Regions from separate parts of the Homo sapiens genome. Here regions 2 and 3 are each linked to region 1. The links are chromatin loops, found by intact Hi-C in ENCODE. Cell type or tissue: CD14-positive monocyte. All regions are shown on one strand. Region 1 overlaps OLFML1 (olfactomedin like 1). Region 2 overlaps CYB5R2 (cytochrome b5 reductase 2). Region 3 holds the start of CYB5R2 (cytochrome b5 reductase 2).

Region 1 (8,000 bases):
GACAACAGGGAACCTTATGCATTGCAGGAGCCGCTAACAGAAGGACCCCCTGCCATACTGAGCTACTGGGGGCCATAGGCTGCAGTGTAGGATGGGGAATGATCTGCCCTGTTTGCCAGGGCCACCCCTCCACCTGAGCCCGAGAGACCTTTCTTCAGTTTCCCAAGCCTAACCTGTCTCTTGTGAAGCCTCTGCTCTTCCCTGGTTCTATGCTGATCATAGAGGACGAGTAAGGGTTTAAGCCTGTGAGTGACCATAGAGGACTTTTATGGGGTAAGAGGGAAGGTCCATTGGCTGTGAGAAAAGGCCAGAAGCTATTTCTATTAAGGAACAAGCACAAGGGCTAGAGAAGTTAATAAATATCTGACAGATACATCTGACATATAGTATGCTTCATACTGGGCTAGGCACTTTACATTAACTCATATAATTCTTTTTTTAAGTTTTTTTAAAATTTTTTATTTTATTATTTTAGAGACAGAGTCTTGCTCCATTCACCAGGCTGGTCTCAAACTCCTGGCCTCAACCAATCCTCCTGGCCTTGGCCTCCCAAAGTGCTGTTATTACAGGCGTGAGCTACCATGCCCAGCCCCGTATAATTCTTTTTAAAAAAAAAAAAACCTTCTTAAACATTTTATTTTTAATTGATAAATAATTATATATATTGGTGGGGGATACTATGATATTTTAATATATTTCTAAAATGTAGAACTCATAATAAGTTTAAGTGGTAGATATTTTAATCCCCATTTTCCAAATGAGGAAACATTAAGGCTTGTATAAGTTACTTGGAAAGGTCACACAGCCATAAAGCGTGGGGATGGGGTCCTCTGAGCTCAGTCTGAGCTGGGAGGCAGCCAGTCAGGACCCCTCCAGCCAGCCCCAAGGGCATGGTGACGTGTATGTATGTGTGTGGCGGGAAAGAATGAAGAGGATCTGGGTGTGCAGAAGGGTGGATGAGGGCAATGGGCTCTCTGGGACCTAGTCACAGACTATGGGACTTGACTAGGAAGCCCCCAGCCTGCCCATCCTTCTTGCCTGAAGAAAAGCCAGCAGGCTTGCAGCCCAGCTACAGAGGGACTATGTCTAAGAGCAAGGCATATTAATGTCTCATCCGTAAGAAAATGTTCATTTAAAATACAGCAGAAATGGCTGGGCACAGCGGCTCATGCCTGTAATCCCAGCACTTTGGAAGGCTGAGGTGGGAGGATCCCTTGAGCCCAGGAGTTCAAGACCAATGTGCGCAACATAGTGAGACCTCGTCTCCACAAAAAATACAAAAATTAGTTGGGCTTGGTGGCACATCCCCTGCAGTCCCAGCTACGTGGGAGGCTGAGGTTGGGAGGATCACTTGAGCCTGGGAGGTTGAGGCTATAGTAAGCTGAGAGTGCATCGCTATACTCTAGCCTGGGCAACAGAGGGAGACCCTGTCTCAAAACAAACAACAACAACAAAGCAAAACAAAACAAAACAATAAATCAGTCAATAAAATAAAATACAGCAGAAACCAACACAGACATGCTTCTTTCTCCCTCTACTCTTCTTTTCTAATGCAGAACCCTTGGAGAAATAACACAAGAGTGGATATATGGTTTTGGTCAGGGAAACATAGTTCTGGAAAAAAAGAAACAGAATTCCCCCCATGTTCCTTCTGCTTCTCCTATTCCTTCCTTTGTAGATGAAACCCAGCACTTGGAGTCAGAGATGTGAGTGGTCTAAACTCAGCCTTTGGCTCTATGTGTCTCCCCAAAAGTCCCTTTGTCAACCCAACCTTGTTTTTCCCAGCTGTAAAACAAGAGGTTTAGGTTGGATGCTCTCTACATAGTTTTCAGGGCTGATACTCTGTAAGTTTTATAAATTCCTTTTCTTTTGGAGTTTGAGGATAATATATTTACAGTGTTCAAGTAAAAGGGTAAGTTAAAACTCCCTGCTGTGCTTCTCTTGAGAAGAGATAATTAGCAGGAAGAAAAGGTTGAGGAAGGATGGGAAATAAATTTAAAACCTTTGGGTCCAGCCAAGATGCAAATTTTTTTAACAGAGGCAATGACATGCAAGGTTTCCCTGGCAAACCAGAGAATGAGAATCTGGGTTTCCCCCTCAGGCAGAATTGCAGACAAGCAATTAGGATAGAATTTGGCGCAAGGCCTCACAGTAAATTCATACACAAGTATCACTTATTTGAATCTTTTCATATAACTTGTAAATTCATACATAAGTATCACTTAATTGAATCTTTTAAATACTTTTCCCCTGATTTAATAGCAACACTCTCCAAATCTGGTGAGACTTATTCCTTTGTATGGGAGTCACTCAATCTGAGTTAAGGATCCGAAACATTGGTCTGGCTGCTGGTGGAGAATGGCTTGGGGATGGGGAAGGACAGAGGGAAACCAGGTAATGAGTTTGTAAGTATGATCCAGATGAGAGCTATCCAAATAGTGATGGATATAAGCAGCTAGAAAAGGAGAAGTCACGTCTTAATAACTGATTCAATTGAGGGAACCAGCTGATACCAAATCAGACTCAAAAATGGGGTGATAGGGTACATGAGATAGCAGCAGAGAAGGAAAAGCAGGTTGGCTTGGGAAGAGTGATGAATTCATTAAAGAGAAGAGAATTATCTTAAAACCCTGAGTATTTTGACTGCTTCCTGAAATGGTGTTATAAAACTTGACTTTTTCAACCATCTGGATTGTATTCATGTTCATAAACATTTATCAATACTAATCAGATGATAGGTAGGACGGTAGGCACTGAGATGACAAAGATGATGGCTCTCAGACTTGTAGTCAGTTATAAAATATCATGCTATTATTATAAAATTGTCAGCATGGACTTATTCTAAAAATTAGGGGTATTTCATGATACTGCCCATGGAATAAGTTTCCGATATCTCAGCATAGCATGCAGAGTGCTTGATCAACTTCCTCTCTTGTCGCTTCCTCATCACACTAGTCACTAGTCACCAAACCTGCCATGGCTTCCCGCAAGTTTTAGACTTTGCTCAGACTTCCTTAGCTCTCCTTTGCTAACTCGGGATACACCTGCTCATTATTCAAAACAAAATCCTCTGCTCCTGCAGAGCAGTTAGATGGTCATTCTCATCTGCCTAAAGCATTCTGTGCAACCCCTTCTAGGGCAGTTATTATGCTGAACTAGAATTGATTATTCACTTTGTTTCCTTGCAAGCACTTTAGACTCTATTTATCCTAAGTGCCTGGGACACAGTATATATCGCCCTCACTAGTCAACTTACTGCTTACTCTCCAAACTCAGAAACCAATTAGATTCAGATTGTGCAGAATTTGTCAGTTTCCAAACTTGCTATCCCAATTCATACTGTGTCAACCTAGAAATCAAATAGATTAGCAGGTGATATTTTGCTGAGTGCTTCAGTGGATGGGTAGCAGGAAAACAGGAACTGTATAAAATTCAGTGAGCCATGGGGCAATTTGGCATTGCAGAAGGGCTATGAACCCAGGGTTAGGGCTTAAACAGGGCCCGGCATACAATAAGTGCTTTATATGTTGGTTTTAGTGAATTACACATAATCCTTTATTAAATCCGTATCATAGGTTTTTCTAGCTTTCCAGCACTAAATTCAGAGTATTCCATGGCACCCTGTCCTGAACCCTAACAACTTTATTGATAATAGCAATAAATTATGAAAAAGAAACAGACTTGACACATGGCTTTTCACGTGCATAGATGTATGTTGCCCAAAGACATCAAGTTGAGAACTTCAGTGGAGGGTGTGGAAGCTGGGAAGATGTGTGAGGTATGAGTGTGAGTCCAGCCTGGCTCCACGATGGGGTCCCTACAGCTGGAGTCCAACACAGGCAACATAGACAACTTCCTTCCAGTGCCTCCTTCTGGAAGAGGCCAGGTCTCCATAATCCCTTCCCTTAGTTCATTTCCCTCTATAGTACTTATTATATTCTGTCTGCATATTATACATTTATCTGCTAACATATTTATTGTTTGGCCTCCCTCAAAAGAACGTCAGCTCTAAAAAATGAAAGAAAAATAAAAGCAGGGGCTTTGTCTTATCTGTTTTTTTTCACAGATGCATGTCTTATCCTGGAATATCATCTGGTACATATTATTACAATTTCTCCATTTTAATTATGTACATGGTAAATATCAATAGTTATAACCAACCTCAACAAAACCTATTTGGAGGCCTGAATAATTTTTATGACTGTAAAGGGTTTCTGAACCTGAAAGTTTGAGAACTGTCCTAGAGCATCCAGGCTCGTCAACACTCACGTAAAGCATGAAAATGGGCCATCCTCTGGGGAATTTATTTTTTTGAGACAGGGTCTTTCTCTATCACCCAGGCTGGAGTACAATGGCATGATCAAGGCTCACTGCAGCCTAGACCTTCCAGCTACAGTGTAGCTGGGACTACAGGCACATGCCACCATGCCCAGATAATTTTTTTTTATGTTTTATAGAGATGGTGTCTTGCTTTGTTGCCCAGGCTGCTCTGGGGAATTTCTGATCGGTTTCCACTTTCCACCAATTATCTGACTGCAACAACATTGTAACCATTCCAAGGTTATAATTACGAACTTCTCATTTTTATTTATTTCTCATTTAAAGACTGAGCTGGTTTTTTGCATAGTGTTTTTTTTTTCCTGTAATATTCCAAACTGAAAAGGATGGAAATGCTCTCAATTTCTAGCTGTGGTACTGCCATTTGCCTGTGTATAGTTAGAAAACACAAAGTCATTTTGATGTTTCCCCATGGATTCTTCCTGTGAAGTACATCTCATTTCATCCTGTTCTTTTTATCCTTTCTCAACATGTGATGGTCTAGGGCCTGCTTCCTGGACCTGAACTTTGCAGCAGACTTCTCACTGGTTCTTTGGTGATACTTCCTCAAAACTGTTAATCACACCAATGCCTGACTCACTGCTTTCATGTAGACATTTGCATATTTTAAAATCAGTCTTGATTGCTGCCTGTTTCCATGAGCATTGAGATGAAAAGCCTTATATGGGTATAACTAGAGGTCATAGTAGAGGGGTGAGCTTCAGAGCCAGACTTGGAACACCAAAGTGTTAAAGTGACCAGGCTAAGTTCCTAGGGACCTTGTGTACTTCTGCTTTCTCTCTTAGACATCTGCCTCCGTCATGAGGCCAGGCCAGGTTAGCCTCCTGCAGGAGCAGAGGCCATGCAGAGGACAACCCAGTCACCCCAGCTGAAGTCATCCTCACCCAGCTGTTCCTAGGCAACGTGCCACTGACTGCAGGTGCACAAGTGAGCCTACCCAGCCACCCTATGGACCCCTGAGAAATGATAAACGATTGTTGTTTGAACCCACTAAGTTTAGGCGTGGTTTGCTATGTAGCATTATTGTGGCAACAGATAACTGATACAGGGCAGGGTGGAGACTGTGAGTAGACACAGAGGCAGAGATGAATCTAGCATGTCTGGGGTGGTGCATACTTCTGTATGTGACAGGAATGTGAGGAGAAGAGATGGGCTGTGTGGAACTCTCTAAGCCACAGGTTCTTCATCTGAAAAGGAGCTGTAATAGTGTCGACCTAGCTTGTTGGTTGTTGTGGTCATCAGACAAGACATCAGATTTAAGGGCTGAATGCTATCTCTGGCAAATAGTTCCCTCCATTTTCAAATAAACGATTCCTTCAGGTCAGAAAAGATTGATTCTCTACTCTGTTCCAGGCACAGCATAAATGACTCAGGCATGCATGAGGTATATTTTATGTTTTCAGAATAGCAGGTGAGATGGACAGAGCACCAGACAGATAGGGATAGGCAGCAGCGGCACGAGATGCTGAGGGATACTCAAAGTTGCTGTGTTCAATTGTTGGCTTCTTATCCACTTTTATGATAAAAGTAAGCACAACACATATAGCGGATACCATATTCATAGTTTTTATTTAATTCGTGAGTATTACTTTCATACTTAAACCAAAGAGAGCTAGGCTGGCGGGGGTCAGGTTGTAAAGGACTTTCTTTATATGTTATTTTTGGGGGGGTTGCTTTACCCTACAGGTTTCAGTTGCCATGGAAGGGGATAAAGCAGTGATGTGGTAACTCTGGCAAGATTACTCTGTGGCAATATAGGATAAAGCCCTGAAACAGGGAGAAATGGGAGGCAGGAAGGTCAGCGAGGAGGCTTTCATAGGAATCAAGACTAGAGATGGTGAGAGAGCAGTGCAGGTGGAAAGAGTACACTTGAGAGAGATTCACAAGAAAAAATCTACTGGATATAGTGACCTGTCAGACGAGGGCCAAAGGGAAGATTTCTAGCCCAGGAAAGTGTGTGTGTGACTATTCTGTTAACTGAGCAAAAAGTGGGGAAAACACAGGAGTTTTATTGTTTGAAAGTCAATGAAGAAATGGCAGGGAACTAAAAAACAGGAGGGTAGGGAAAGAAAATTGGACCTTCTTGGCCAGAGTTTAAGAATCTAAAACCAGCCTGTTTGTAAGTAGGAATCATCATCAAATAGAAAACTAACATGGTCTTCATACTGTGACCCATGATAAGATCAGGAACAGCTAGAACTTCTGGGCCCAGGCACCTACTCTCAACAGAAGGCTCCTACCTCATGTGCCTCCCTGGCAGTCCTGGAGATGGCTTCACTGAGTTCAGCCTGTCTCTTCTGTGCCCCCTCAGCCTCCCCTACTGCCATTCTGCTCTGCACCCTGTGGCCAGAATGCACCTCCTCTGAGCCCCGACACTCCCATGCTTATCACTGCTCCGCAGACAGCACAATGGGAGAGGTGAGGGTGTGCAGGACCCAGCCTGTCTGGGTCAAAGTGCAGCTCTGCCATCTATTAGTTGTGTGACCTTGGACAAATAACCTATCCTTTCAGTGTCTTTGTTTTCTCATCTATAAAACGGGAGATAATATACAGTACCTATCTCACAGGGTTATCGTGAGTATTGCATGACATAGTCCAGTGAGATAGGTAAAATGCTTAAGGATTATGTGTGGTACATAATACGCATTCAGTAATATTAATTGCCATTGTTCACATTATTCTGATTCCCTACAGCTTGCAAGTGTGAACTAGTTTAACACAAAGGAGCTTAGCTCATGTCTGGTTCTTTCATCACCTCTCTACAACTTCCTCCTTCACCTGAGCTCCATTGAACAACTTGCTCCACAAACACACTGAGCCCAATTATGCCTTTGTGCTGCCACATGCTGTTTCATTTTCTTGAAATGCCTATTACTTTATTCTCCACTTAATTAGCTCTTTTCCATGATTAAAACTCAGCTTGAGGGCTACTTTCCAGATTCCATAATCCCCCCATCTACATGGCAACCCTGACCATATCTACTTAATGCCTGCCCCCTGTGCTTTTGTGACACCCTATGCATCCCTCCATCAGAGCCATCATCATTCCAGATTTGTCTGGACAGCTTCTCCCCTTGGCCATAAGCTTTTTGAGGACAAGAATGTTACCCTGTCCAACATTCTATCTCTAATGCCTGGCACAATGCCAACATATTTCTAGAATTCAGTTGGACATTTGTTGAATAAATAAATAAGTTATAGCAAGAATGAATGGATGTTCAGGGCACCTGGAGCCACAGTTAACCCTCTGTGAGAATCCGTAGTGATGGGACTGAAGGTATCCTCATAGCCCACAGACCTTTCAGATGGATAAACAAAAGAAGTGCTATGTACGTGGGCCTTTCTGAACCCAGCACAGTGACCCATGGGTATTACCTTTCCAAGGGAAAGCACAGGTTAAGCTGTACTCTACATGCGCCTCCAATGTTGCCATCCCCCTGAATACCGAAATAGCTGGGTGCACGCAGGCACACGTACACACACGTGCACACACACACCTGTACTTACACCTGCATTTATACTTTGAATCCCTTCTTTTGTGGTAAACACATCTGTTGCAAATTAGTTATACCTCTTTTAATATTTTGTTCCACTCATGACAAACTAATGGACCTTGAGAGTTGGCAAACAGATACATTTTATTTGGTTAATAGTGGGGATTT
Region 2 (8,000 bases), 170 kb before region 1:
GCTCCAAAAAGCAGTTACACTAAGATCACAGGTGGGCAGACATATCACCCCCATTTTACAGATGAAGAGACCAAAACCCAGAGAGGTGAAGTGACTTGCCTAGGGTAGCACAGGGAGGCAGGGCAGGCCTAGGATCCGGGCATCCCATATTTGGGTTCCTTCCCTGCTCTCTTCTTCCCACCCCTCTTAACATTGTGCCCCCAGTATTTGCTCCCTTCACTGAAGCTCAGTCCTTTATTCCTGGGCCTTATTTAAGCTAAATATGCTTTGACTCAGTGCTTGATGCCTTTTCTATAGGTAACTATGTCCAGCTCTTGGCAAAAATCGATAATGAATTGGTGGTCAGGGCTTACACCCCTGTCTCCAGTGATGATGACAGAGGCTTTGTGGACCTAATTATAAAGGTAAATAGTGCCCACCATATCTGGCTAGCTCGTGCTTCCAAGCCTACTGAGGGTGGTGGGGTGGAGGGGCAGTGCTTTTTCTCTGAGGGCACATATGCCCTAGGCAGGGCTTTCCAGCAGTGAAGCTACAGTTAACCTTGTGGCAGCTTCATCTTCAGGGATTGCGTACAACAATTCAGAGAGGAGAACACTTTCTCTGCAAAGCTTCCAGCAGTAAATGCATTTTCTAGTTGTACGTGGCTGTGGCATTGTGTCTGGGAATGTGAAAGCAGTGCTGCCTTGCTTTTCAGATCTACTTCAAAAATGTACACCCCCAATATCCTGAAGGTGGGAAGATGACTCAGTATTTGGAGAACATGAAAATCGGGGAGACCATCTTTTTTCGAGGGCCAAGGGGACGCTTGTTTTACCATGGGCCAGGTACTGGAGGGGTTAATACTTGGGCTCCCAGCTGGGAGGAAGATTCCTGCAATGGTTCCATTGTTCTCGTACACTCCTCAGATTTGAGTCACATGGGGTTGTCCTTAGTCTTCATTCATTCACACACAATGCATAATGATCACACTTGTTACACATTCACACACCCACTTCATGAGGTTGTCAGCTTTTGTAAGGTAGGGGAATGACTTGGTGTTTCCTCGTCATTGTATCAAAATCTCCAGCACAATGCCTGATACATAAATGGTGCCTGCTAATACTGAAAAATGGATGGAGGGAGTCCATGCTCCTTGGTTACTCACATAGCCATTGTTTACTCACTGGTTCACCTCCGTGAGTGAGAATGCTCTTTGAGTCTCTGTGTTAACTTCAGCTTGCCCCTCTTTTTCCTCAGAACAGAAGGCCCGGCGATTCCCCGACCAAGCCCAGGCTCTATTCCCACTTTGTGCACTGGAGCACCAGGGCTAGCTGAGGAGACTGCCCTGGCCTGCTTCTCCAGCTTAAAATGGTGCAGACAGTCCCTTAGCTGGACGTGCCTCCTGGGAGTCCTAAGGAATGTCAGTGATCTTTTGCAGTCTCTTTAGGCAAGAACTGCAGAGGTCATAAGCATTCTCTGTGTTTCCAGGGAATCTTGGAATCAGACCAGACCAGACGAGTGAGCCTAAAAAAACACTGGCCGATCACCTGGGAATGATTGCTGGGGGCACAGGTAAGAGGCTTCTAGGGGCTCCATCCAGAGAGTGAGCCCCGAGACCCATTCTGACTTGGGAGTCATTTGATCCTCTAAGGGACAACATGAGAGATTTCGCCTCCAGCTGTAGAAGGTGGGAACGATGAACCAGTGACAGGTCTTGAAACTGACCCTGTGTACCCTGCTTCCCCTAACCAATATGGTGGCTGCTCAGGAGCCTTGTGGGGACCTTTCAGGTCAGGCTTGGGGGCAAGCTGGGCAGGCCCACCCATGCTGTCCCAGGGGCTCCTAGATCCAGTTCAAGCCTGACTCTCCCCATCCCTTGAAAATGACTGCCTGAAGAAAGAGAGCAGTCTTTGAAGGAGACATACAATGTGCCAGGCACTGTAATAGGCATTCTTAAAACGATCACATTTACCCGTCATTGTTTGATGAATGAGGACACTGAAGAACTTAGAGTGTTCTTTCCATCTTGCCATATGAAAATGAGAAAGACTACCTGACTTACTGTTGCATTAGAAAGGAAAACCAAAATGAAGGGCTGTTTCCTGCTTTGAGTTTTGGGGACAGAAGTGAGAAAAGGATAACTTGGGCTGGGGGAAGGTATGAAGCTTGCTGCAGGTCAGGGACTGTGGGCTTCAGAGACAGGGAGAAAGCTGGCTGCTCGCTCACTGTGTTCCAGGCATCACACCCATGTTGCAGCTCATTCGCCACATCACCAAGGACCCCAGTGACAGGACCAGGATGTCCCTCATCTTTGCCAACCAGGTCAGTTCCTGCTGAGCTTGCAGTGGTAGGATGGAATGTTTGCTGAGCTGGGCTCTTGTTTTCATTTCTCCTGCATTGACTGAGCTCATGCTGCTTGGGTGCCTGCATCTGTGGGAGGGCTTAGTGGGATCAACAGGGCTGCTGGCAGCTGGAGAAGCTGAGTCCAGGCCTGCTTTTTGCATGTATTTAACTCTTTTGTGTCTCCTCAGCCAGCCCTAAGCACTAAGCATTCCTTTTTTCCTTAAGATGTACTGCTGTATTTTTGCTAAGTGTAAAATCACAGATGTCCTCAGTGGACACTTCAGAAAATACAGAATATAAATATTTACTTACTTTTTAAATCTTTTTTCTATATATGTTATATATTTGTAATTTATATATGCTTTTTTTTTTTCACTCAGCATTACCACAACAGGCATTTTCTTCTCTTTAAGATGCTTTATAAATATTTTCATCATAGTTTTTATCAAGTTGCACTATAATTTACTAACTTCCACATTCAGGCTGTTTTCAGTTCTAAATAATATGGTGATGAATAATTGTGCCTACGCTTGATTACTTTTAGATTATTTTCTAAAACAGAATCCCAGAAGTGGAATGACTGGGATGAGAATCATGAGGAGTTTTAAGATCCAGGTCTTCTGTGCAGTTATCTTTGAGGCTGTGACAGGTTATTTTTGGCTTTGGTTCCCTTTCCCCCAAATGGGGCTCCAGACTGTTTTCCTCTCCTTCACATATCCAGTGCTGTTCTATCACAGGACTTTCTGAGCCCATTACATTTCTTCCAGAAGATCCTGGGCCTGCACTGAGCTTGTTCCAGTTAGGTTTGCTGTGCTAGAGCTCAGTGTAGATGTAGGAGGCAGGGCTGGAGCTCCGAGTGAAGCCATCCTGGCCAGCGCTTGGCTAAGGTCCTTCTAGTTGGAGGCGGTCACTGCAGCTCCATGGGAACCTACATCCCATGGAGGTTCTTCATCCACATGGAGGAACTTCATCCACAAAACAAAGGGTTTGAGCTTCAGGAGCAGCAGCAGAACTCTTGTTTGCCGTGGGAGTTGGCAGCGAGCACTCCAGCTGGAGTGGTGGCAGCTTTGGCCAGGAGTATGCTGACCGGTGTAGTCAGTCCAGGGAACAAGAGGATGGCCCTGGAGGGGCTTTTTCAGTGTTGCTTCTTTTCTAGACAGAGGAGGATATCTTGGTCAGAAAAGAGCTTGAAGAAATTGCCAGGACTCACCCAGACCAGTTCAACCTGTGGTACACCCTGGACAGGCCTCCCATTGGTACGACATCCATTGCCCTCACTCACCATGGGTCAGCACCAACCCTTGACCACTTTGAGGACTGGTCTCTGTCTCTTTGTTTTGTTTTAGTTTTGTAGGACCAGATGTGGGGGTTAAGCCTGGGGCTCTGGCTCCAGATGGGAAATGTGAGAAATTGAGGGAGAAAGGATTTGGGATGGCCTGCTTTTAAGGGCAATCGAGAGCAGGTGTCTAATACATCAGCAGCACCTCACGCTGCACTGAACATCAAAAGGGACACTGCCCCTGTCCACTGTGAACACCCACCCATTCCACACAGCCATCACATACACATCTAATATGGGCACTGACCCCTTCACCACTCACCCTTCTGCTTACGGCCACCACACCCCTTACCGCCCACCTCACCTGGACATGCTGAGCCCCCAGACAGCTGCTGCAGCCCAGACAGCATCCCAGCAACCACTGTGCACAGAGCACCCCACAGGCGCGCCTCTCACACTGCTCCCGGCTGTACCTGCTTGTCATACAGGTCCCTGGTCGGCAGAGGGCGCTACCCTACTGAGCAATTCTGCGCAGTTCCACTAACACCAGGCCACACCCTGCCGGACAACTCCAGCTGGCTGTACTGATTCACACACCTCGGTATACCTCGTTGTGTTCTCCTTCCTCGTCAATGCTGACAGCTGACAGACAGCAGCAGGGCTTCAGGGTCCCTGCAGTGAGCCTGGGACCTGGGGTGATTGCTGCAGAGGGCTGTTTACTAGTTCTGAGGCTTTTTGCAGGGAGCAGTAGTACAGACTTCTAAGCCTTTGTAGAGCAGCTTGTCACCTCCTCCCTGGCTGAGGGTGGGTGTGCAGGCGGCCTGGGATCAGGAACTCCACCTGGCATCGCTCAGCTTGCTCCTGCATCTCCTTCATTTCAGGCTGGAAGTACAGCTCAGGCTTCGTTACTGCCGACATGATCAAGGAGCACCTTCCTCCTCCAGCGAAGTCCACGCTCATCCTGGTGTGTGGCCCGCCACCACTAATCCAGACGGCGGCTCACCCTAACCTGGAGAAGCTGGGTTATACCCAGGACATGATTTTCACCTACTAACACCTCCACGTGCTCAGCAATTTTGCATGTCCCTTTTCATCTGTTTCAGAGTAAGTTCAATTTCACCACGGTAAACTGGGATGTTTTCAAAAGTGCCTTGCCATGTACCTTCGCGCACACACTGGTTCTCCTCTTTTGGGTGTGGGCCTAACAAAAAGGGCTCAAGGGGCTGGAGACTGGCTGCTGGGGCCTCCTTGCTTGGAGGCTGGAAAGAGCTCCATTTCAGTATCTTTCTCCGTGGTTTTGTGAAATAAACTCAAGTACAAAGCAGACAGCCCATGAAGTGTGGCTCTGTGGGGGACGTGCTAGGCAGTCAGGAGGCCGTGGCCTGGCCTGTGAGTTGGCTTCTGCATGCCCATGGGGGTCACAACTGGCAAGTGTCGGGGCAGTTCCTAAAAAACTCCAAGTGGGGTCACATCAACTCTCAAGAATCTCTCCATGGCACTAGGGGTCATGGTAGGAGTGGTTACACACAGAAACTTCTCAACTTTCAAAGTCAGGTTCCAGAAACTGCCTTAAATCCTTTGTATCATGAAACCCAAACGAGGGTCTGTCGGGGTGGGGGGGAGGGACAGCCAACCTCACCCATCCCCCTGTTCACTGTCTCCTTGGGGATCCTTCACTGCTTTCAAGGGAGACCCCACTCTGGCCACCCCCATCTCTCCAGGACACACTCCAGGGCCTGGCTCCCAAGGCCCTTCTTGGTTTGCTCCTGCCGACTTTATCAGATTTTTCTTTCCCTGGGCCCCCAACTCCGACCCCATTCTCTCACCTACTGGTTCTCAACTGAGGGTGATTTTGCTGCTCAGGGAACAGATAACAAAGTCCAAAGACATGTTGGTTGTCAGCTACAGAAGGGGTGCATCTACCCTCTATTAGCATTTAGAGGGTAGAGACCAAGGATGCTGCTAAACATCTTAAAACCCACAGGAGAGCCTCCATCACAGAGTATTTCCATCACAGAGTATTACGCAGCCCAAAGTGACAGCAGCACAGAGGCCAGGAAACCCTGCTCTAGCCTACCAACTTTTGGCAATCCCTAGGTTGTACTGGGCTGTTTCAAGTCTGTCTACCTGGAATGCCCTTCCTCTCCGGCATACCTGGGAAAATATGATTCATGTTTCCAAATTCAAGTGTCATCTCTTCCATGGAACCTATTCAGACTCCTTCCCCAAACCCCCATTAAGAATGACAACATGCAAGGGAGGAGCCAAGACGGCCGAATAGGAACAGCTCCGGTCTACAGCTCCCAGCGTGAGCGACGCAGAAGACGGTGATTTCTGCATTTCCATCTGAGGTACCGGGTTCATCTCACTAGGGAGTGCCAGACAGTGGGTGTAGGTCAGTGGGTGCGCGCACCGTGTGCGAGCCGAAGCAGGGCAAGGCATTGCCTCACTTGGGAAGCACAAGGGGTCAGGGAGTTCCCTTTCCGAGTCAAAGAAAGGGGTGACGGACGCACCTGGAAAATCGGGTCACTCCCACCAGAATACTGCGCTTTTCCGACGGGCTTAAAAAACGGCGCACCATGAGATTATATCCCGCACCTGGCTGGGAGGGTCATACGCCCAGGGAGTCTCGCTGATTGCTAGCACAGCAGTCTGAGATCAAACTGCAAGGCAGCAGCGAGGCTGGGGGAGGGGCGCCCGCCATTACCCAGGCTTGCTTAGGTAAACAAAGCAGCCGGGAAGCTCGAACTGGGTGGAGCCCACCACAGCTCAAGGAGGCCTGCCTGCCTCTGTAGGCTCCACCTCTGGGGGCAGGGAACAGACAAACAAAAAGACAGAAGTAACTTCTACAGACTTAAATGTCCCTGTCTGACAGCTTTGAAGAGAGCAGTGGTTCTCCCAGCTCGCAGCTGCAGATCTGAGAACGGGCAGACTGCCTCCTCAAGTGGGTCCCTGACCACTGACCCCTGAGCAGCCTAACTGGGAGGCACCCCCCAGCAGGGGCACACCGACACCTCACACAGCAGGGTATTCCAACAGACCTGCAGCTGAGGGTCCTGTCTGTTAGAAGGAAAACTAACAAACAGAAAGGACATCCACACCAAAAACCCATCTGTACATCACCATCATCAAAGACCAAAAGTAGATAAAACCACAAAGATGGGGAAAAAACAGAACAGAAAAACTGGAAACTCTAAAAAGCAGAGCGCCTCTCCTCCTCCAAAGGAATGCAGCTCCTCACCAACAACAGAACAAAGCTGGATGGAGAATGACTTTGACGAGCTGAGAGAAGAAGGCTTCAGACGATCAAATTACTCTGAGCTACGGGAGGACATTCAAACCAAAGGCAAAGAAGTTGAAAACTTTGAAAAAAATTTAGAAGAATGTATAACTAGAATAACCAATACAGAGAAGTGCTTAAAGGAGCTGATGGAGCTGAAAACCAAGGCTTGAGAACTACGTGAAGAATGCAGAAGCCTCAGGAGCCGATGCGATCAACTGGAAGAAAGGGTATCAGTGATGGAAGATGAAATAAAAGAAATGAAGCGAGAAGGGAAGTTTAGAGAAAAAAGAATAAAAAGAAATGAACAAAGCCTCCAAGAAATATGGGACTATGTGAAAAGACCAAATCTATGTCTGATTGGTGGACCTGAATGTGATGGGGAGAATGGAACCAAGTTGGAGAACACTCTGCAGGATATTATCCAGGAGAACTTCCCCAATCTAGCAAGGCAGGCCAACGTTCAGATTCAGGAAATACAGAGAACGCCAGAAAGATACTCCTCGAGAAGAGCAACTCCAAGACACATAATTGTCAGATTCACCAAAGTTGAAACGAAGGAAAAAATGTTAAGGGCAGCCAGAGAGAAAGGTCGGGTTACCCTCAAAGGGAAGCCCATCAGACTAACAGCGGATCTCTCAGCAGAAACCCTACAAGCCAGAAGAGAGTGGGGGCCAATATTCAACATTCTTAAAGAAAAGAATTTTCAACCCAGAATTTCACATCCAGCCAAACTAAGCTTCATAAGTGAAGGAGAAATAAAACACTTTACAGACAAGCAAATGCTGAGAGATTTTGTCACCACTAGGCCTGCCCTAAAAGAGCTCCTGAAGGAAGTGCTAAACATGGAAAGGAACAACCGGTACCAGTCGCTGCAAAATCATGCCACAATGTAAAGACCATCAAGACTAGGAAGAAACTGCATCAACTAACGAGCAAAATAACCAGCTAACATCATAATGACAGGATCAAATTCACACATAACAATATTAACTTTAAATGTAAATGGACTAAATGCTCCAATTAAAAGACACAGACTGGCAAACTGGATAAAGAGTCAAGACCCATCAGTGTGCTGTATTCAGGAAACCCATCTCACGTGCAGAGACACACATAGGC
Region 3 (8,000 bases), 180 kb before region 1:
AAGTTCATTCTGCCAATCAGTCGCTGCTTCTGTTATGGCACTGCCTTCTCTTCTGACTCTCTTCTACTGTGACTCTCTTATAAAGACCCTTGTGATCACATCAGGCCCACCCGGATAATTGAGGAGAGCCTCTCTGTCTCAAGATCTTTAAATTAATTGCAGTTTGAGAGTCAGAAAAAAAAAAGTGTTTGTCCTGTTCTTTCCCTCAATGATCAACACTTCTGTGACCCTAGATTTGTGGAAATTTTTCCCCACGCACCAGGTGAGCAATTCTCCAGTAGACACTGGCTGACTGTCCTCTAATTCAATTCATTTCTGACATTGTCTACTGGAAGTAGCCTAAGAGACCACACATTGAGGGCTCAGTCCCTAAGACTGCCACCCACCTCGGATGCCAGTCTCAAGGCTGGGCTTCCAGAATTTCTGACTGATTGGCTATGAAGTGGGGTTCCCATGACTCCCTCCTCAGATTAGATTAATTTGCTGGAGTTGCTCATATAATTCAGGGAATCATGTTAGTTATGTTGATCATTTTCTAATAAAGCATATTCCGAAGAACACAGTCGAACAGCCAGATGGAAGAGATTCACAGAGCAAGGCATATGGGAAGGGTCACGGAGCTCCCATGCCTTCTCCCGGCACACTGTGCCCTAGGGACCTCCACGTGTTCAGCTATCCAGAAGCTCCCTGAACTCAGCCCTTTGAGGTATTTATGGAAGCTTTGTTATGAGGCATAATTGATTAAATTATTGACCATTGGTGGGCAATTCATCTTTCAGTCCCTTTCCCCTCCCTGGAGGTTGGAGAGTGGGATGCTGAAGGTTCCATCCAACTTTCTGTATTAGTCTATTTTCATACTGCTACAAAGAACATCCCTGAGACTGACTGGATAATTTATAAAGGAAAGAGGTTTAATTGACTCACAGTTTTGCATGTCTGGGGAGGCCTCAGGAAACTTACAATCATGTCAGAGGGTGAAGGGGAAGCAAGCACCTTCTTCATAAGGCACCAGGAGAGAGAGAATGAGGGAGGAACTTCCAAACACCTATGAAACCATCAGATCTGGTGAGAACTCACTCACTATTATGAGAACAGCATGGGGAAACTGCCCCCCAATCCAATCACCAACCTCCCTGTTTCCCTCTACACATGGGGATTATAATTCAAGATGAAATTTGGGTGGGGATACAGACCTAAACCATATCACCCTCTAAACATGGGGTTGGTTTCCTTGGCAACCAGCACCCATCAGGAGGCTATTCAGGAGCCCCCAACAATCAGTCAACTCATTATCATACAAAAAGATCCATATCACTTGGGAGATTCCAAGGATTTTAGTTGTTGTATGCCAGGAAACTGGGAGGAAGACCAAATATATATTTCACAATATCATGCACAGCTACAAAGTCCCTTTTGTCATAAAAGGTAGCATTCATAGGTTGTGGGCATATCTGGGGTGCCATTATTCAGTCTACCCCAATTTAGGCTTAACAGCTAGGACCTAAGAAATGGTCATTTATATAGAGGATAAAATGGAAATAAATTATTTTCAAGATTAAACACTTAATGAAAAGTTCACAGCTGCCTGGAAACTGTTTTGAGAGCAAACATTCATTTAAAAAAAATGTTTGCCTTTTATTTTAGATCCAGAGGGTGCATGCACAGGTTTGTTCCATGCATATTACTGCACGATGCTGAGGTTTGGAGTACAAATGATCGCGTGACCCAGGTAATGAGAATATTAGCCAATAAGTAGTTTTTCAGTCCATGCCTCCTTCCCTTCCTCTCCCTTCTAGCAGTCCCCAGTGGCTACTGCTCCCATCTTTATGTCCATGTGTGCTCAATGCTTAGCTCCCACTTATAAGTGAGAACATGCGGCATTAAGTTTTCTGTTTCTGTGTTAATTCACTTAGGATAATGGCCTCCAGCTGCACCCACATTGCTGCAAAGAATATGATTTTGGTTTCTTATGGCTATGTAGTATTCCATGGTGTATCTGTACCACATTTTCTTTTTCCATTCCACCACTGATGGGCACCTAAGTGGATTCCATGTCTTTGCTATTCCGAACAGTGCTTTGATGAACATGTAAGTGCATGTGTTTTTTTGGTAGAGTGATTTATTTGCCTTTGGGGATATATCCAGTAATGGGATTGCTGGGTCAAATTGTAGTTCTGTTTTCAGTTCTTTGAGAAATCTCCAAACTGCTCTCCACAGTGGCTGAGCTAATTTACATTCCCACCAACAGAGTATAAGCGTTCTCTTTTATCCACAGCCTCACCAACATCTGTTATTTTTTGACTTTTTAATAATAGCCATTCTGATTGGTGCAAGACGGTATCTCATTGTGGTTTTTATTTGCATTCCTCTGATGATTAGTGATGTGGAGCATTTTTCCATATGGCAAACACTCATTGACCAATGACTTGGGCAGGACATCAGTTCCCTCCAGAGGTACTCAGCAATGAAGGAGGCCTCGTTCCTGCACAGGAAGAGCTGAATCTTGTGGGGTGGAGTCTCACAGATGTTCAAACAGTGACAACAGAGGTTCATCTTGTTTTGTTTTTTTTTCCTCAGCAAACGCTTGTTGAGAGCCTACCCTTGCCAGGCCCTATTATCAAGCTGGGGATTTACAGACATGAGACTTGTGCTCATGGTTTATTTCAGGGGATTAGTAGAAAATGAGCCAAAATCCAGGCAGCACATGAGCATGTGAGGGACACATTTACAGTGTTTACGAGTTAGGAGAAGAGAGGCGAATCACTGCCCTTTCAAGATTACTGGGAGCCCAGAAAAATGCCTTTTATCCTGCTCCAAGAATGAATAAAGAGAATGTGCTTGCTATCTGCCTCTCTAATAACACAGAGGGAACAGGCAGAGAAAATGAGAGGGAAGAATGAAGGGTAGAAACAAACTACTAAGAAAACCACAGGAAAAGGTGAGGTGCCTCCGGATTTCAAAGCTACAAGTAAAAGCTTTTGACAGAGTCCAAGGGGGAAAACAATGTTTGTTCATTCATTCATACATACATGCAATAAGTATTTATTGAGCATCTACCAATTGCCAGACACTGTTCTAGGGATATAGCAGTAGTTAAAACAGACAAAGTAACTCCTATCCTCATGAAGCTTACGATACGGTTTGGCTGTGTCCTCATCCGAATTTCAACTTGAATTGTAGTTCCCATAATCTCCATATATTGTGGGAGGGACCCAGTGGGAGGTGGTTGAATCATGAATCATGAGGGCAATTCCCCTCAGGCTGTTGTGATAGTGAGTGAGCTCTTACAAGATCTGATGGTTTTATAAGGGGCTTTTCCCCTTTTGCTCAGCACTTCTCTTTCCTGCTGCCATGTGAAGAAGGATGTGTTCACTTCCCCTTTCGCCATGATTTTATAAGTTTCCTGAGGCCTCCCCAGCCAAGCTGAACTGTGAGTCAATTAAATCTTTTTCCTCTGTAAATTAGCCAGTCTCGGGTATGTCCTTATAGCAGCATGAGAATGGATTAATACACTTACATTCTATGTAACAAATAAGTAAAATATGTTGTATAGGTAAAAAAATATATCATCTGGTGCTATGTCTTATGGAGACAAATTAAGCAAGGAAGGGGGACAGAGTGCGATGGAAAGGATTATTCCTCTCCTAGGTGAAGAAGTATTTATGGAGTGTCTATCATGTGTGCTAAATGCACACATAAGGCAGAGATGAATTCATTCATTTGTTCATTAAATATTTATTGCATGCTTTCTTTGTGACAGTCAGTGTGCTAAACCCTAGGAAAACAAGGTGTCTGCCATAAAGGAACTTCCAGACTAGTGTGAAAGTCAGTCATTCAATAACGCACTGTTCAAATGCACAATTACAAACGAAAGTAAAAGCTATGAATAGGGCCGTGTGTGGTAGCTCACACCTAAAATCTCAGGACTTTGGGAGGCCAAGGAGGAAAGATCCCTTGAGGCTAGGAGTTCCAGGCTGTACTGTGCAATGATCATACTTCTGAATAGCCATTGCTCTCCACCCTGGGCAACAAAGTGAGACCCTTATCTCTACAAAAAATACAAAAATTACCCAGGCATGATGGCAACAGTCCTTGCTACTCAGAGGCTGAGGCTGGAGGCTAGCTTGAGCCGGGGAGTTCAAGGTTGTAGTGATCTATGATCGTGCCATTGTACTCCAGCCTGGGCAACAGAGTGAGACTGTCTCTGAAAAAAGAAAAAAAAAGCTATGAATAGAATAGTTAAACGAAAAGAAAAACTAAATTTAACAGAGTTTAATTGAGCAAAAATCAAGTTATGAATCAGGCAACCCTAAGAACCAGAATAGGTTCAGAGCAACTCTGGGGCTGCCACGTGGTTGCATAATACTTATGGACAGAAACAGGAAAGTGATGTACAGAAAACATAAGTGAGGTACAGAAACAGCGGGATTGGTTACAGCTCATGATTTGCCTTACCTGAACACAGTCTGAACAGTTGGCTGCCTATAATGGGCTGAAACTTCCATGATTGATACAAGAGTAGGTTACAGTTCACTATGTACGAAGAAACTTTTAGGGTGAAACTAAAACATTAAGGAGGCAGCTTTAAGTTAAACTTAACAGATTATAATATGTACATGTACTTAAGTTGGGGGATCACAGCAGGCATCTCCAAGGGAGTGATATCTGACCTGAGATCTAAAGAATGTATAAGAATGAAAGACATAAACACTTGTTGTAAACTACCGTAACTAAAACAGTGTAGTATTGCGACAAGGTTGGGCAGCTAGATAATGTAAGAGAAATGGGAGGCCGGAGCTAGACTCACACACCTATGAAAACTGATATAGGCCAGGGGTAGCAGGTCAGTTGCAGGTCAGTGGCCAGATGTGAGCAATTCAATAAATGTTACTGAAAAACACACATTAGCCACATGGAAAAATGAAATTGTATCCCTGCCTCACATCCTACACAGAAATCAATTCCAAGTGGTTGAAAAACTTAAATGTGAAAGGAAAATCTTTAAATCTTGTTGGGGAAAATATAGAATATCTTTAAGGGCTTGGGTAGAAATAGACAAGTCACAAAAATCACTAACCATAACGGCAAAAAAATTGAAGATTGGTATATTTGGTTATACTGCAATTCAAATTTCTATTCATCAGACTACACCACAAAAAGGTGGGACAGAAAAGAAAGAAAGAAAAAAGAAAGAATAAGTTACAAATTACGAGAAAACATTACTAATTCATGTAACTGGCAAAGAAGGGATATCTAAAACATATAAAACCCCTAAAAATCAGTAAGAAAAAGACAACAGAAAAATGAGCAAAATTTATGAGCAGGCATTTTTTTTTTTCTGAAAAGGAAACTCCATGGGAAATAAATATATGAAAGGTGCTCAAACTTATTAGCAGTTATTAGGTAATGCAAATTGGATTCCTGATACATCATTTTACACTTATCGCATTGTCAAAAATTAAAATATCTGCCTATAATAACCAAGCACCTGCAGGTAAATCAAAAGTAAAGGCATTTGATTAAGTCAAAGAGAGAAAATTAAGTTTGTTTATTCATTCACACAGCAAGAATTTTTGAGCCTGTGGTGGTGTGTGTCTTGGGGAGAAGGGTTGGTAAAGTGTTATGGGTTATTGTTTTCACCCTGATTCTTATGTTGAAGCCCTAAGCCCCAGTACCTAAGGATATGACCTTATTTGAAGGTAGAGCCTTTACATAGGTAATCAAGTTAAAACAAGGTCATTAGGATGGACCCTAATTGAATATGACTGGTGTCTTCATAAAAGGGGAAATTTGGACACAGGGACACACACAGAGGGATGAAAATGTGGAGACATAGGAAGAAGATGCCCCTTCTCCTAGCCCCTCTCCTACAAACCTAGGAGAGGCATGGAACAGATCCTTCCCTCACAGCCCTCAGAAGGAACCCACTCTGCCCACACCTTGATTTTGGACTTCCAGCCCCCAGACCTGCGAGACAATAAATTTTTGTTGTTTAAGCCGCTCAGTCTGCGGCACTTTGTTACAGCAGCCCTAGCAGAGTCAAACAGGTGGGGATCTGCTTCTGGGCTTCTCTGTTTCACACAGGTCCTGAGGCAAGAATTTGCCTTTGCCTGTAATCAAGGGCGAGCCGGGCAGCCAAGGTTCCGAAACGCACCGTGAAGACCCTCTAACTGTGCCTACTATTCTGCTCCCCTCCGATCGGCGCGGGGCTCTTGTCCTTCCTCTCTCCACCCAGCGAATGAATGAACGCAGGAGCGCTCGGAGTACACGTCTTCAACTCGGCGACGCCCCTGCTTCGGCCCCACCCCGCAAACACCCGCCCCGGACCAGGCCCAGGGTAGGCGCCCATGAGGTATGTCGAATGAATATATTCGCGCGCTCTTTGCAGCTGCCTGAATTCTTCCTTCCCCAGCATCCCCCTCCGCCCGGTCACCCAGACGGCCTTCTCCAGCCTTGCCGAGCTTAAGTAAGCTGAGGGGCGCTCAGTGTGGCAGCTCTGCGTGTGCAGGGAAGGGGCCAGGATGCAGAGGGGCAGCGCAGGAGCGAGGACGCCACGGCTCAGCGCCCCGCCAGCCTCATGATGGAGCGCTGCCCTGGGGGCAGGGCTGACCCAGAGCCAGCGGCTCGTGAGTGAGAGCCCCCCGACCACGGCCCTTCTCGGGGAGCGGGCCAGCCGCCGGGGTCCCAGCCTGCGGGGTCCGCCCGCGCTTTTGTCCTCCCGGGCGTGCGTGTCCGGGTCTCGGCCGGTTCCCCGTCGGCCAGGCGGAGCTGCGGGGCGACGCCACGAGTCTGCGGGCCCGCGGCGGGGAGCGGCCCCCGGCCAACCCCAGTTCGACGACGTGTTGGGCGTCTCACTCCGGGTGGGTTCCGCGGCGGGGTGTATTTATGGAGTATTGAAGAAATATCTCCGTCGGGACGGCCGGAAGGAAAGAGGCCAGAGGCGCGGAGGCCGGCTAGAGCCGGGAACGAACGTCCGACCGGGAGGTTGGGGGCCGGAGCGGGAGGCGTGGGGAGAGGTCGTGGGCGGGACCGCGAAGGGCGGGGAGTGGGGCGGGCCGGCTCGGATTCCGGAAGGCTGAGACTCCAGTGACCCGGCGGGAGGAGAGGCAACTTTCCCTGTCGGGCTTGAGTTGGGAGAGGAGCAGGGCGGCCTTGTAGGGTAGGGACAGATGCGGGGAGGCTCCCGAGTCTCTGGCAGTTGAGTGCCCAGGCCCCCTTCGCCCTGTCCAGGAGACTGTTGGGGAGTCCCCAGGCCCTAAGTCACGGGGCACCTCTTAGAGCTACGCACCCTAGTTCTGTCTTTAGGGACTGGGCCCCTCATTCCGGATTGTGTGTTAGGGGTGATGTCCTCCCCCTTCACCTCAAGGAAGGGACTTCCAGTGTATGAACCTTTGGCTGTAGCCAGGAGGGGCCTAGTGACCTGAGCACCCCAGGCCATGTGTGCTGCCTGCTCCAGGGGCCTGAAACATCCTTCCTGTGTGACCTGCAGCTGACCCCTCCCTACCCTCTGGTCCACGACAGGCTCTCCCAGCCGCCTTCTGTGTCACTACTGTTCTCTTTGCCTATTTCCTGCAGGCAGAGCTCAGCTCCTGTGCCTTTGGTGTGGGGAGGGTGTTCTGCGCCTGAGAGCTGCCCTGTCCAGGGCGGGCAAGACCTGAGGTGCTCTGTTCACATTGTGTCTGCCAGGACCCGTCCCTGCTCCTGACCATCACCGTCACTGGGGTCACTGTGCTCGTGTTGGTCCTGAAGAGCATGAACTCCAGGAGGAGAGAGCCAATCACCTTACAGGACCCTGAAGCCAAGTACCCGCTGCCCTTGATTGAGAAAGAGGTAATGGGTCAGCCCTGTGGGTGGAAGGCAGTAAGTGGATGATGGCTGGGATGGCAGGGCATCCAGACAGTCATCTCATGGCCTCCAGTTCACTCCCCGCCGCCCTGTGTGTGTGTGTGTGTGTGCTGGAATAGCGCCAAACGGACCTCCTTTCCCAGGCATCTCAGCTG

The links. Peaks named below come from ENCODE experiments on the same cell type or tissue, not always from the same donor. Only the 100,000 strongest peaks of a DNase experiment are listed, where the experiment ranks them.
Region 2: a loop joins it to region 1, with 3 times the contacts of the local background. A loop is called at or near these places in 2 of 110 quality-filtered maps.
Region 3: it touches region 1 in a loop (4-fold over the local background); 3 of 110 quality-filtered maps call a loop at or near these places.

Annotation. Positions count from the first base shown.
Region 1 is chr11:7,493,343-7,501,342 of GRCh38, reverse strand. The region is part of intron 2 of OLFML1 (olfactomedin like 1); the gene reads right to left. Among named protein-coding and RNA genes, the nearest start is that of OLFML1, 12 kb to the right of the region's middle. RefSeq lists an enhancer at 4,768-4,867. In CD14-positive monocyte, no CTCF peak of the experiment used is centred here; DNase peaks (open chromatin) are centred at 2,942 and 4,992; H3K27ac peaks cover 2,768 bases.
Region 2 is chr11:7,662,029-7,670,028 of GRCh38, reverse strand. It overlaps CYB5R2 (cytochrome b5 reductase 2), which reads left to right. Exons shown (of 9, transcript NM_016229.5): 4 at 298-404; 5 at 695-824; 6 at 1,468-1,551; 7 at 2,216-2,301; 8 at 3,479-3,578; 9 at 4,483-4,925. The coding sequence ends at 4,655. It also overlaps a transcript of PPFIBP2 not described here. Among named protein-coding and RNA genes, the nearest start is that of CYB5R2, 7.5 kb to the left of the region's middle. In CD14-positive monocyte, CTCF peaks have their summits at 3,898 and 4,106 (motif pointing right); a DNase peak (open chromatin) is centred at 4,128.
Region 3 is chr11:7,672,578-7,680,577 of GRCh38, reverse strand. It overlaps CYB5R2 (cytochrome b5 reductase 2), which reads left to right and starts at 7,078. Exons shown (of 9, transcript NM_016229.5): 1 at 7,078-7,159; 2 at 7,687-7,830. The coding sequence starts at 7,753. LOC105376533 (a long non-coding RNA gene) reads right to left here and starts at 4,118. Exons shown (of 11, transcript XR_007062576.1): 1 at 4,071-4,118. It also overlaps a transcript of OVCH2 not described here. RefSeq lists a silencer at 6,566-6,775 and enhancers at 7,296-7,395, 7,416-7,465. In CD14-positive monocyte, no CTCF peak of the experiment used is centred here; a DNase peak (open chromatin) is centred at 3,297; H3K4me3 peaks cover 1,770 bases; H3K27ac peaks cover 937 bases; H3K27me3 peaks cover 3,913 bases.